Linked DNA regions of Homo sapiens: regions 1 and 2 are each linked to region 3. A link is a contact called in ENCODE Hi-C data. All regions are on one chromosome and are shown on one strand. Each heading gives the region's core, a stretch centred on a gene start or an enhancer-like site at or near the end of the contact. The rest is flanking DNA. Distances are from core to core; before and after follow the strand shown. Region 1 overlaps MOB3B (MOB kinase activator 3B). Region 2 overlaps MOB3B (MOB kinase activator 3B). Region 3 has its middle 150 kb from the start of CAAP1.

Region 1 (4,287 bases), core at 746-3,245, 610 kb before region 3:
TATAAAGGAACAGAAATAGATATTAAGAATGTTTCTGAGGCGAATCATATAATATCAGGCTCTGGATACTTAGCACATGCAGTGTCCATTAAGAGTAGATTGTTTATGGCTTGTGGATTGCTATTGCCGAAATGACCATTTCAACAGTTGACAGTGCTAGGATGCCTAACTGCTAATACTGTTGCAATGCACCTATTCAAATCAGGCATAACATGTCAAGTCAACACATTTTTATTTGATTTGCATATATTGATACTCTATATATACAACTCAAGTTGCTCAGATATTCTATGTGCATAAAAAATCTATGCTCTCGAGGCAGGCAGATCACGAGGTCAGGAGATCGAGACCATCCTGGCTAACACGGTGAAACCCCGTCTCTACGAAAAATACAAAAAAAAATTAGCCAGGCACGGTGGCGGGTGCCTGTAGTCCCAGCCACTCGGGAGGCTGAGGCAGGAGAATGGCGTGAACCCGGGAGGCAGAGCTTGCAGTGAGCCGAGATCACGCCACTGCAGTCCGGCCTGGGCAAAAGAGCGAGACTCCGTCTCAAAAAAAAAAAAAAAGAAGAAAAAGAAAAAAACTATGCTCTCAAGAAATTTACAATACAGTCTGAAAAATATAAAATAATAAATGTCACCCATTTTTGACCCTCAAAGGATGATGAAGGAGTCAGGCATTTGGCTTCACATTCTAGTTGTACATTTTTTAGAATTGAATGCAGCTGGGGCCAGAAGGGCAGCATTTGTCCAGCCAGTTTCCCTTAGAACATTGGCATTCCCAGAGTTCCCACGCCACCGGTGGGACATTCTTGGTGTCATGCCTTGGGATTCCACAGTATGGAACTCTGAGACCCCCCCACCACCTCATCTTTCCCTCTGCCTTGCCTCCACCATGCACAGCCACACATCTCTTTGTTGCTTTTGTCTCACGTGGACTGAGTATCTACCACACAGGTTGTGCTGAGGATCCATGCAGCACCCTACTGGGGTAGGAGAGTCAGTATCATACAGTGCCTAAGAAAAGTCTTAGACTCTGTGGGTTCCAACCCTGGACCCTGCATTTACTAACGTGCAAACTTGAGCAAGATATATGGCTTTTCAAAGCTTCATTTTCCTCATCCATAGCATGGGTATAATAATAAGAGTTATAAAAATTAAATGGGTTAGTCACGTGGAAGTGCTTAAGAAATGTTAGCTAAGTGAGACAATGACTGTAACAGTAGCTGGGCTGTAGTTAGTGGATGTTCCTGAATTCTGTCTTCCCTAGCTCCCATGACCTCTTTTCTGTCTTAACGATTGATTCCCTAGGTAGACTCCTAGCAAATGTAGTTAATTGTATTTGTATCAGTCACTCCCATGGGATTGTCAACTCTTTGAGGGCTGGGAATATAAAGGACATATTCCTGCATTGCTTAGGGTTCCTGGTACCTAATAAATGCTTAATATGTTTTTGAATTGGGGAGAGTACTTTAAGGATGATGCACCTCCATTCAAAGGGATTACACACTGGTCACTCTCTTCAATACGCCCCTTATCTCAGAACATGCATGCAGACCTCCACTTACCCATTTCCATGTTGGGACTAATGCTTCATCCTGTCAGATTAGCAATAGACATTAAAAGCAAAATAAGACAGAGAGCAGGGATGCATCATAAGCTTTAGGTCTCACAGAGAAAGACGAGGCCTCAACTCTTAGTCATTCTCTGTTCCAAATTCCAGATAGATCACCCAGGAAATCTTGAATCCTCTCACACTGCTTTTGTGCCCTGGTGTGTCAGGCAAAGGATAACCAACCCTCTCTGTTTTAGCAGTGAAATTCTCATGTCCTAGGAAAACTCTTGGTGTCTGTCAAACTAGGACGGTTGGTCACCCTATCAGGCCTCTGAGTGGGAATACAGTTTGGAATTCAGAAGCTGGGAAGAGGTCACCCTGGCTAGCCTGGTGAAGACCAGCACATCCATCCACCCCCAGAGCTTGCCTCATGGCTCCCATTGGGACCTGCTGTTCAGCCGCTATGGCTGGCAGCCTGGGAACCCAGGCAAACACATGCCATTTCACTTGGTCTCCAGCAGGGAGGGGGAGCCTGGCACACTGACACAGACACAGACGTGACAGATCATCCATTGCTCATGTAAATGCAACAGCTGAAGATAACTTGAACTGAAGCAAGTTCCTTGTTGGAGGAAACAGCCCAAATGATGCTGATAATTAGAAAATGGGCCAGGCCCTGATTGAATAAGCAGGCTGCTGTTGGCCCTTGGCTGCCAGGGAGTCAGCTGACACAATTAAGCTAATCAGAATTATCATTAGCAAGCACGAATAGCCCGCAGTGTTTTGTTGGCCTTTCACTGAAAACAAAAGCAGACTCAGAGAGGGCTGTTAGCAATGCAGTAGTTGTGAATGAAGAGCTGATTAGGGCAGGGGGAGGACAGAGATTCGTGAGGTGGGGAGGACAGACAGGAGGGGACTTGTTTACCCTAATGCACCTGCTAACCCCTGGGTGACCTTGGTCCAGGACCTTCTCATTCTCTCTCCAAGGCTCCATTTTCTTGTTTCTAACAATGAAAGTGATTATACCACCACCTACCTTGTAGAGCTGCTGCTGTGAAAACCAATGTTACCACAGAGCTGTTCTGTTACCTTATAGCAGGGTGCTTGGACCATAGGGGTTTCTCAGGAGTCCACACACACACACGTGCATCAGAATCTCCTGGAGGAAGTACTTCATAAGTACATTCTTGGGCCTCACCCCAGATACACTAAATCAGAATTATTAAGATTAGTGCCTAGTACCAAGCACCCTCAGTCTGCATCTCAAACTTTAATGTGCATGTGAATCACCAGGGATCTTGCTGAAATGCAAGTTCTGATTCAGTACATCTGAGAGGAGGAGACTCGAGAATGTTCATTTTGCTCCCAGATGATATCGATGCTGCTGGTTCCCAGACCACACGTTGAGGGAAAAGACCCTAGATGACAATTACCCTCAAATGTGAGAATTACCATTTTTAGCACTTCATCTCTTCTCCTCTAGGATTGGGAGTTAGCTCAGTGGGGTGGGGAAGTAAAGCAAAAAGGAGAAAAATCTGAAGATCAGTGTTTGCCAAGAGAGCTCCTCAAAATGCCAGTCCTGAGTGATGGTCAGTGAAAACAGACTTCCTTCTGTGGTCAAATGAGTTTACAAAATACTACATCGTCTCCACCCTTGAAGATTTACAGTGTACAATAGCATATCAAAGCCTTTGAGAAGGTATCCAGTAAAGAAACTTGTTCAATTTTGTGTAGCCCGCCCAATTTAACTGCATTTGGCTACTGGACTTTTTTCTTTTGCTATCACTCATTGACATCTTAGAGATATCATGATCCATGGAACACACTCTGGGCAGCACTGCTCATCTTTGTGATGTGATGTGTCTCTAGATTTTTCTATTTTCCTCATGCCTCCACCCTGGCCTCAAACCACACAGCCACCACTGCCGCATGGAGAGGGAGGTGGGAAGGAAGTGAAACTCCATATGGGAGGGCTTCACACACACACAGGAAGTGCAGTCCTTTTCATTGTTGCTCCTCATCCTCCCACATCATCATATGACAGACACCCCTTCGTGGAATTCTTACCATGTGCATGACGCACAAGCATTTTCAAGAAATAATTAATAACTTCATTTCTTCAGTTCCAGATAATCTGTTAGTTCCTCTTGACATATATTATTTCATCTCCTCACACTTGTTACTTTTTTTTTTTTTTTTTTTTGAGACAGGGTCTCACTCTGTCACCCAGGCTGGTGTGATCATGGCTCACTGCATCCTCTAGCCTCCTGGGCTCAAGTGATCCTCCCACCTCAGCCTCCTAAGTAGCTGGGGCTACAAACACATGTCACCACACCTGGCTAATTTTTAAATTTTTTGTAGAGACAGGGTCTCACTACGTTTCCCAGGCTGGTCTGGAACTCCTGAGCTCAAGTGATCCTTCTGCCTTGACCTCCCAAAGTGCTGGGATTACAGATGGTACCTGGCCAGACTTGTTACTATTATTTCCAGCAGATGTGATGGGCAGTTTCTCAACATCTGAACCACATTCCTCTCCATCCCTTATCACTGCCATTTTGTCACACCAAAGTGCATGTCCCACCCCCAGTGTGTAGGTGCCTCTTGGCTAATGATTGAGATTTATGGTAGGCTCTACCACCAAAACTATCCTCTAAAAACGGGTGCTTTTTAGAACAATTTGAAGACCAAAGATTTGGAAAGCCTTGTCTCATAAAGGCCCAGCCACAAGCCTAT
Region 2 (4,195 bases), core at 1,113-3,612, 630 kb before region 3:
AAAACATATTTGGTGGAGAATGGGTATGCACTAAAGTTGCACTGCTAGTGGGGGCCCATAGACCTCGTGGTGGGTGAGGATTTAGACACAACTTGCAAGATACAGGGGTTGATCCAGCTTTTCCCAGAAAGGCGTGGGTGGGTTCTGCTGAACTGGCACATCAGGAGTTTCACTGGGGTTAATGTTTTAACCGTTGTGTCAATATACTTAATGACACTTTGTTTGAATATTCTATAACTGAATGGAAGCACTTTTAACGAACAAGTTTTGTTTTATTTTTAGGTGAGCGAATAGCAGTAAGATTTACCTAGGTACACTTTGTACTATATTGAAAAGTTTACATTTTGAAAAACCAAATATGATATATTTAGACCAAAGAAATAGTTAGACTTTATGCCTTGAGAGCTTTGCAACTCTTTCAGTGCTTATAATCTTTTCAAGATCTGAGGGTCTGTTTCACTCTCCTGGTGCTTCCTGGACTGTGTAGTTTTTATTTGGGAGATTAACCACTGGGGGCTTTTGTTCAGAACCTGCCTTGGACTGAATGGCTTTGGACCAGGTCTCACTTGGTGCCTTCTGCTCCTATGGTAAGGAGAAAAGATCTGCAGCCCTCACAGCCCGGCTCCTCCAACACTTTGGGGTGTGACCTTGGGCAGGAAACTTCATCTTCCTCTGTCGTTTCCTCATCTGTGAACAGGGGATGATGGTAGTACCTGCCTCCTGTGGTTGTGGTGAGGACTCAGTGAGGTAATGACTGGTCCTGGTTCAGAGTAAACCCTCAGTAATTATCGAATATTGTTGTCACCAGCACTGTCACCCCACAGCTAGCTGTCTCTTATGCCAAAAACTCAAGTCATAGAATTTCAGAGTTGAAGGAAACCCCAGTAATTCCTAAAGGTGCGTTAGAATCCCCAAGGGTGCTTTAAAAGTCACCTATTCCTGAGATGCACCCAAGAGCCAGTAAATCACAAGGGGGTCTGGGAATCCACTCTGCTGAGAAGCAATGCAGGAGATGGTAACATGCAACCAGAGATGAAAACCATCTTCCCTTGCCTGAATCCCCGCTCCAACAACCCTTGCAAGTGGTCTCCGGGCTTCTTCTTGAACACCTCCAGCCTGGGGAGCTCACTATCACCTGAGACAATGCATCCCATTTTGGACACCTTAGGCAATGTAAATTTGTCTTCATGCTGACCTAAAGGAAGGGGTTCCTTCTGACCCTGAGGAGGCAGAACAGAGCAGTGGAAAGAGAGCAAGCTTTGAGCTTTGAGCTCAGAAGACGTGGGCTAGAATTCCACTCTAGCACTTGTTAGCTTTGTGGCCCTGGATAAGTGGTTTGCAATTTTCTTTTCCCTTTCCTCTTCCAAATGACCTTCTTTCAAATATTTGAGCCCTATCCTTCCAGTCTTCTCCTAGCCTCCCTGTGTGATAAGACCTTCATTTCCTTTATCACTTTGGTCACATGCCCAGCTCTGCCCATGCACATGCAATACTCAAAGATGCACAGGATTCCCCAGGTGTGGTTCTGGGTCAGGGAGTCATCAGGGCTGGCAAGGGCTGGGAGAATGGACCAGAAAGCCATAGAGTGAGATACAGGGGGAAGAAGAACACAGACTGGCACACCAGATCCCCGGCCCTCACCTTCACGGTCCTTTGGCCAAGCTGCCCCCTGGTTCCAATAGTTCTGGGACTAAACCCTGGCTTTTGCCCTTGCGCCAGGAGTAGTGGTGAATGTAATCATTCTGGCCACATCATTGAGGGAACTAGATGGGATCAGGGCCAGCTTTGCCTCCTGTTCACTTTGTCCAGAGCTGACATCAGAGCCTGCTGGAGAGTAGGTGAGCAGCAATATGTGTCCCTTTTTACCCATGTCCAGATGCAGCATCCATCCTTATGACCTCATTCCCTCCCCAGCTGAGATTCATTCTCAGTCACACACAGTCTTTTCAGTCTAGAAGCAAAGACTCTTCTACTCATTGTGTAGGTCAGAAAGAGAAATGCAAAGGTTTTGAGATCTGATTTCTGACCTGAAGATCCTTATTACTAGCTATGTGTCTTCAGAAAGTTTAACCTCTCTTAGTTTCAGTTCCTTCATCTGTAAAAATTGAGACATAAGTAGCCCATACCTCATAGATTGCAGGAAGAATTAAATGATGTGGTGTATACAAACTCTTAGTCTAAGTGATTGATGTGTGTTGGCTTCTTGGGGGAAGGAGAGGTGACAGTGAATGATTTCTTACCCCACTACCTGTGAGAGCAGAGCAAGACAGGCTGGGCTTGCCCATCACCCTGCCCTTCAACCCCCTGTGGGGGACCTAGGGTTCAAATGAACGTCACTATCCACACTTCTGTAAAGTTGGCCAGTGTTACTCTGGGGCAAACCTAAATAGAATGTCAAACGGAATTTGAATTTTACAGAGGAAATGTGAAAGTCTTAGAGAACATTTCGCTAGTTTTTAAAACTTTTTATAGGTCACAGTTCAGTTGCCTTGCAGTTTCATGAACTTTGCCAGTGTTTTCAATTTAGCATAAAAAGTGTGGTCAGATTTGTATAAACCTCACCTGGGAACTTGTTTGAAGCACAAGTTCTCAGACCCCTCCCCAGACTCACTGAAACTCTGGGGGTGCAGCTCAGCAGTCTGTGTTCAGTGAGCACTCCAGGTGCTTCTCAGGGCTCCCGTTTGAGAACACTGGTCTAGGTGTTAGAAGGGTGGTCCCCTCCCTTCTCCCCTTCCTCCCACCCCTGGCAGTTTTGAGGTCCAGATGACCAAGCCCGGCTCTCTAGCCGTGTATTTTCAGCACTTCCGTAGTGTGAAGACAGCTCCTGAGAGAATGACTCATCGTCTCATCCTGGGAGATTCATGTATTTGTGTCACAGCAGGTGTAATCTAAATCCAAGCCTAGGCCTGGAAAAGAGTTAGGAAACAAACATCTGTTTTGGGTGTTCAGACTGACAGATCAGTTGTCTCCCTCCACCTCGGAGGCTTCCTTCCTGATCTCCTGACCACAGTAATAGTTCTCTGATGGCTAATGAAAATAGCAAATTTTATCAAGTTCTACCTTTTGGAAAATACCATTCATTATTTTCCCTTTAATCCTCACAACAGCCCAACAAGGTAGATGCTATTAAGATCCTTATGTCCTTCACAGTGAAACAGCCTCAGAGAGGCTAAGTCATTTGCCCAAGATCGTGTAGCTAATAAATGGGAGACGAGAGACTTGAGTTCAAGTCAGACACCAGATTCTGTAAATCTTCAGCCAGACTTCCCACTTGGTTAAGCAAGCTAGATCCTTGAGCCAGGAATATTCTAGGCCTGTGGTTCTTAAAATTTGTCATGGATCAAGATTTCTGGAGGACATCTTAAAGCACAGATTGCTGGACCCTTGTCCCCAAGTGTTAGATTCAGTGCTGCTAGGTTGAGGCCTGGGAATTTGCATTTCTAGCAAGCTCCCAGATATTGCTGGTGCTGCTGGTCCGGAGACCACACTTAAAGAATCACTTCTGTAGGCCAGTATTTCTCAACCAGGGCTGTACATTAGAATCATCTGAGGAACTTCAGATTCAATTGTTCTAGTGTGAGACACTGCCATTCTATTTTTTTATGTTCCCTGGATAATTCTAATGCACAGCCAGGGTTGAGAACCACTGCTATACTCAAAGGAAGACTACTAATTCCTTTTTATAGCTTTGGTTCTTGAGTCCTGTGTCCATTTTTTTCTAACGGCAGCATGCATACTTCTGGGAAACTCAGTGTGTGCAACGGGTACCAACACTGCAAGACAAATAGTGCTCATTCATTTCATTTCAATATTTTCTATGAAACAAACATCTATTGTGGAGTATAATGCAAAGTGTTCATGAACTCTTAATGTAAAATGTAATGTAAATGGGATTTAGTCCACTCCTAAGAATTTAGCCAAGGAAAATTGTCAGGACCAACTGTCAAAGATATGTACAAGAAGAGGCATCTAAGTATTACTTTGTCTTGATAATTGCTGAGTCTGTGTGATGGTTATATGGTGATTCATTGTTCAAAGAATATCTAATACTTATGTCAAGTACAAAAAGGAGGATACAAACTGAATATTTAGTATGACTCTAATTGTACTTTTAACAAAACTATATACATACACACACAGAAAAAAGACTGGAAGATAACACAACAAAATATTACCAGTGATTATTTCTTGATGG
Region 3 (4,298 bases), core at 362-2,861:
AGGGAAGGAAACTGTGCTAGTCCGTTCTCACACTGCTGTGAAGAAATAACTGGGACTGGGTAATTAATAAAGGAAAGTGGTTTAATTGACTCACAGTTCCACATGGCTGGGAAGGCCTCAGGAAACTCACAATCATGGTGGAAGGGGATGCAAACACGTCCTTCTTCACAGGGCAGCAGGAGAAAGAAGTGCTGAGCAAAGGGGGAAAAGCCCATTGTAAAACCATCAGATCTCGTGAGAACTTACTCACCATCACGAGAACAGCGTGAGGGTAACTCCCCCCATGATTAAATTACCTCCCACCAGGTCCCTTCCGTGACAGTGGAGATTATGGGAACCATAATTCAAGATGAGATTTTGATGGGGACATAGCCAAACCATATCAGAAACTCCCGCAGCAAGGTCAGGTGTGAAAATAAGCTACAGGAAACATACTCAGATTTTGAATTTATACAACTAATCTAAGTCAGATAGATGGATTGATTTATTTTTAACTCCCTGTCTTGATTTGTAATAAAAATGTAATAAATTAGGTGGAATAGTACGCTATTTGAAACGCAACACAGATGAGGAAGCTTATTGCTCAAAGCCACACAGAATGAAAGAAATCATTGTCTAAAATCACAGAACTGTGACGCATCAGTCATTAACTGAAAGTTTTTGTAAACACAATTCTCATTTTTCAATTGAGATACAATGAGGAGATATTAGAAACATATTTTGATAACTTACCTTTACTATTCCCAGAGGAGCTACTGCCCTGATGCCTTCCTCTTGCTAAGTAGCAGTTCGTTGGTTTGTAGTCATTCTCCCTTAACCATAGGGGATACATTCCAAGACCCCCAGTGGATGCCTGAAACCTCAGGTAGTACCAAATCCTATACATAATTTTTTTTCCTATAATGTATACATACCTATGATAAGGTTTATAAATGTAGCACAGTAAGAGATTAACAACAACAATAAAATTGAACAGTTATAATAATATACTGTAATAAAAGTTATGTGGGGCTGGGTGTGGTGGCTCATGCCTGTAATCCCAGCACTTTGGGAGGCTGAGGCGGGCAGATCACCTGAGGTCAGGAGTTTGAGACCAGCCTGGCCAACATGGCGGAACTCCATCTCTACTAAAAAAAAACCAAAAATTAGCCAGGTGTGATGGTGCATGCCTGTAATCCCAGCTACTTGGGAGGCTGAGGCACGAGAATCACTTGAACCCCAGAGGTAAAGGTTGCAGCAAGTCGAGATTGTGCCACTGCATTCCAACCTGGGGGATAGAGCAAGACTCTGTGTCTCAAAAAAAAAAAGTTATGTGAATGTGGTCTCTCTCTCTCTCAAATCATCTTATTGTACTGTACTCACCTATTTTCAGGTGGTGGTTGTCTATAGATAACTAAAACCATGAAAAGTGAAACCAGGGTCTACTGTGAATACAGCCTAAGGGTCAGAGTGAGAAAATGCTTAACTCCTTTCCTTTCTTAACCTGATGTGTTTTCTTCTTATTTGAGTAAACTGATTTACATTTCCTTTCCCTGAAATAGGTGATCCTTTCACAGACCGGAAGAATGCGGATGGTCAACATGCTTACTCAAAGAGCTGAGTCATAGGCCATAGGGCTTAGTGGAAAGAAAGCTAGGATAGTTGTGAGTATGCCTAACTGTGTGTGATCTTGGGAAACTTATTTAACATCTCTGAGACTATATCCTCACCTGTAAAATGGAGCAATTAATATCTTTAGGGCAGGGTTGTTGTTAGGATAAGAGAAAATACATGTAAACGTATGACATTTAGTTGATGCTTAATAAATGGTAGCTAATTTTCCTTTTATGATTGTAAGGAGTTGAGATGCAAATTGCAATGCCACTGAGAAGGGAAACCAATTAACCAATGAGGAATATAAAAATAGAAGTAAAACCAGAAAGACGAAACCATGAACTCACAGAATCTGTAGATGTGCTTTGGTGAAGGAATAGCTTTGTTTACCTGAAGCAGCTAAGCTGTATTTTGTTTTGAGAAGAATAGAGTGATATCATGTAAAGGGGCCCAGATGAGACTGGAAACATGGGTTCTAGGTCCACTTCTTCTGTGGATGGTATGACCTTGAACAAGTCACTTAAATGTAAAGAAAGGATATTGAGTGACTCTCTCAAATTCCTTCCAGTCCTATGATAATGGAGGCCTGGAAACAGGAAGAGTAGAGTTTGGATGCAGACACACAAAAAATCTTATTTTGGATCCCAGCTCTTTAAGCCTGTTTCTTTCTGTAAAATAGTATAAAGATCTATATTTTGGTGAGGTTATTGAGAAGAACTACGTAGTAGACTACGAAGTTGCCTCACAGTGTGATAAGCATTTTTCTATTTCCCTTCCATTCCTTTTAGCCACATTATATGTCAAGAACTACATCTCAGGCTTCTTAGTTGAGGAGACATGTATGAAATCAGCCTTTGATAAGTGTTGGCTGATAATGATTTTATTTGTTTCTGTAAGGCCTTGCCCACCCAGAGAGAACTCCCTTCTTTTTTGTGGCATTTCATCTTCCTATTTACTTGTTCCAAAATTCCTTTCACTAGGTTATTCCTGACTTAGACAACCAAGGCAAAGCATTGTCTGTTGATGACCATGTCACCAAAAGCGGGATGAGGATACTGAGGTGTTTGTGTGTGCGTAGGTCTTTTACCATTTTGTATTAACCAGATTAGTTCAAATTAAGTACTTGTTCTTGGGAAAGGAAAGAAACTTTTAGCAAGACGAGCAGTATAGTGTCATATGTAGTAGGCTTAGAGTTAGCCAAACTTGGGTTCGAATCTGACCTCCCATTTCCTAGTTCTGTCCCACTTAACCCCTCTAAGAATCAATTTCCTGAGTCTTGTGGGGCTAATAACACTATTCATTTCATAGCATTATTGTAGGGATTAAATAAGATGATATTTGTGATATACTTTGCGTAATACTTGGCATAAAGTAAATGCTTAATAAACAGAACTGTGTGTTTCAGGCCGAACACATACTTTGGTTAAATAAAATTTATGAGAGGCCATTGTTTTGAAGTAAGTTCTGACATTAGGCCCTAATAGAACAGACCAAACCAAAATGGGGTCACTCATGCTAAGGTTCCATGTTACCAAATTGAATTCGTCATTCAACCTTCTGAGAAATCAAGAGAGAGAGATGACAGCCGCAACACTCAAACAGGCCAGTTTTAGCCAGTATGATAAGGAAGTCCCCTCTGCTTTAATTCTTATAAAGAAGGTAACCTGAAGTGACCTGATGTTAACCAATCTGTTTTTTTCTTTTGTATTATGCTATTTCCTTGTTCCTGTTCAAGGTACCTTATGAAAACTGAATGTTCTGCCATGCCCAATGGAGTGTCTTTTATAAATCTTTAGATGAGATGCTGGCCAATTCATGAATCACTAATAAAAGCCAATTAGATCCCTTAACTAAATTTTTTGAAATAAAAAGAAAAATGATTTTAGAGATGAAGAGAGTGAGGCTCGGGGGAATCAGGAAACTCATCTAGGCTGCTGCACCATAGGAAAAATAGGTCTTTGGTCTCCTGACTCCCAAGGCTGGAATTTCTATTTGTCTTTCTATTTCATCACTGTTCTGAAGTTAGAATTTAAGAATCACTGCAATACATCTGCTAATGTAATATATTTATAAAATACATGAATCATATTTCTGATGAATTTCTCTATTCACAATGCTTAGTATCTACAAACTCTGAATAATAAAAAGGAAGTCTGTTTCAGGTGGTATTAATAGTTTATCAAGGAGAAAATAACTGAATATCGTATTAGCATCATTTTCCTTTTACAGAATCTGGCTACTGCCCCCTGGTGCTAATAATATGTAATTACACTTCATGAAAGTTGCATTCAGCATTTAGGTTTGAGTCAAATGTTGATAGAAATTAAACTTGTTGCCCTCCAAACATCTATGCACATTATCTGGATAGGAAATATAAAGTTACAATCCAGAGTCCACCTAGGCATACCAATGGGTAGCAGAATGACTTCACCTTTTAATTGAAAGTAATCCATTTCTGAGAAACCATCACAGGCAATTTGGTACAATTGAACTTTGTCTTTAACCTTTTACTATGATTTATGTGATTAGGCCAATGGAGGAAGTGGTTTTCAACAGCATGATTAAAACACTTTGAGGAAATAATTTCTGTCTTCAAGCACCTTGCATGATTTTTTTTTTTCTTTTCCAAGTGTTTGTCCTTTCTCATCAAAAGGAGAGTCAGGAAATGGAGAAATACTGACTTTTAAACACTGTCTTGGACAGAA

The links. A loop is a pair of places that touch in the nucleus more often than their neighbours do. Pooled maps may share reads with other maps.
Region 1: a pooled map shows a loop between it and region 3 (13-fold over the local background). The contact joins two enhancer-like sites. A Hi-C loop is called at or near these places in 4 of 37 single-sample maps with no recorded cell type and 4 of 50 pooled maps.
Region 2: a loop to region 3 is called in a pooled map, with 11 times the contacts of the local background. The contact joins two enhancer-like sites. A Hi-C loop is called at or near these places in 4 of 37 single-sample maps with no recorded cell type and 4 of 50 pooled maps.

What each region holds. Positions count from the first base shown.
Region 1 is chr9:27,351,842-27,356,128 of GRCh38, reverse strand. The region is part of intron 3 of MOB3B (MOB kinase activator 3B); the gene reads left to right. Among named protein-coding and RNA genes, the nearest start is that of EQTN, 57 kb to the right of the region's middle. RefSeq lists an enhancer at 1,536-2,517. Within about 2 kb of position 1,995, at least 9 of the 41 ENCODE cell types and tissues checked have a DNase peak (open chromatin) inside an H3K27ac peak, as active enhancers do.
Region 2 is chr9:27,376,003-27,380,197 of GRCh38, reverse strand. All of the region lies in intron 2 of MOB3B (MOB kinase activator 3B), which reads left to right. Among named protein-coding and RNA genes, the nearest start is that of EQTN, 81 kb to the right of the region's middle. Within about 2 kb of position 2,362, at least 6 of the 41 ENCODE cell types and tissues checked have a DNase peak (open chromatin) inside an H3K27ac peak, as active enhancers do.
Region 3 is chr9:26,744,109-26,748,406 of GRCh38, reverse strand. No RefSeq gene overlaps it. Among named protein-coding and RNA genes, the nearest start is that of CAAP1, 150 kb to the left of the region's middle. RefSeq lists a silencer at 1,435-1,524 and enhancers at 508-1,707, 1,282-1,961. Within about 2 kb of position 1,611, at least 3 of the 41 ENCODE cell types and tissues checked have a DNase peak (open chromatin) inside an H3K27ac peak, as active enhancers do.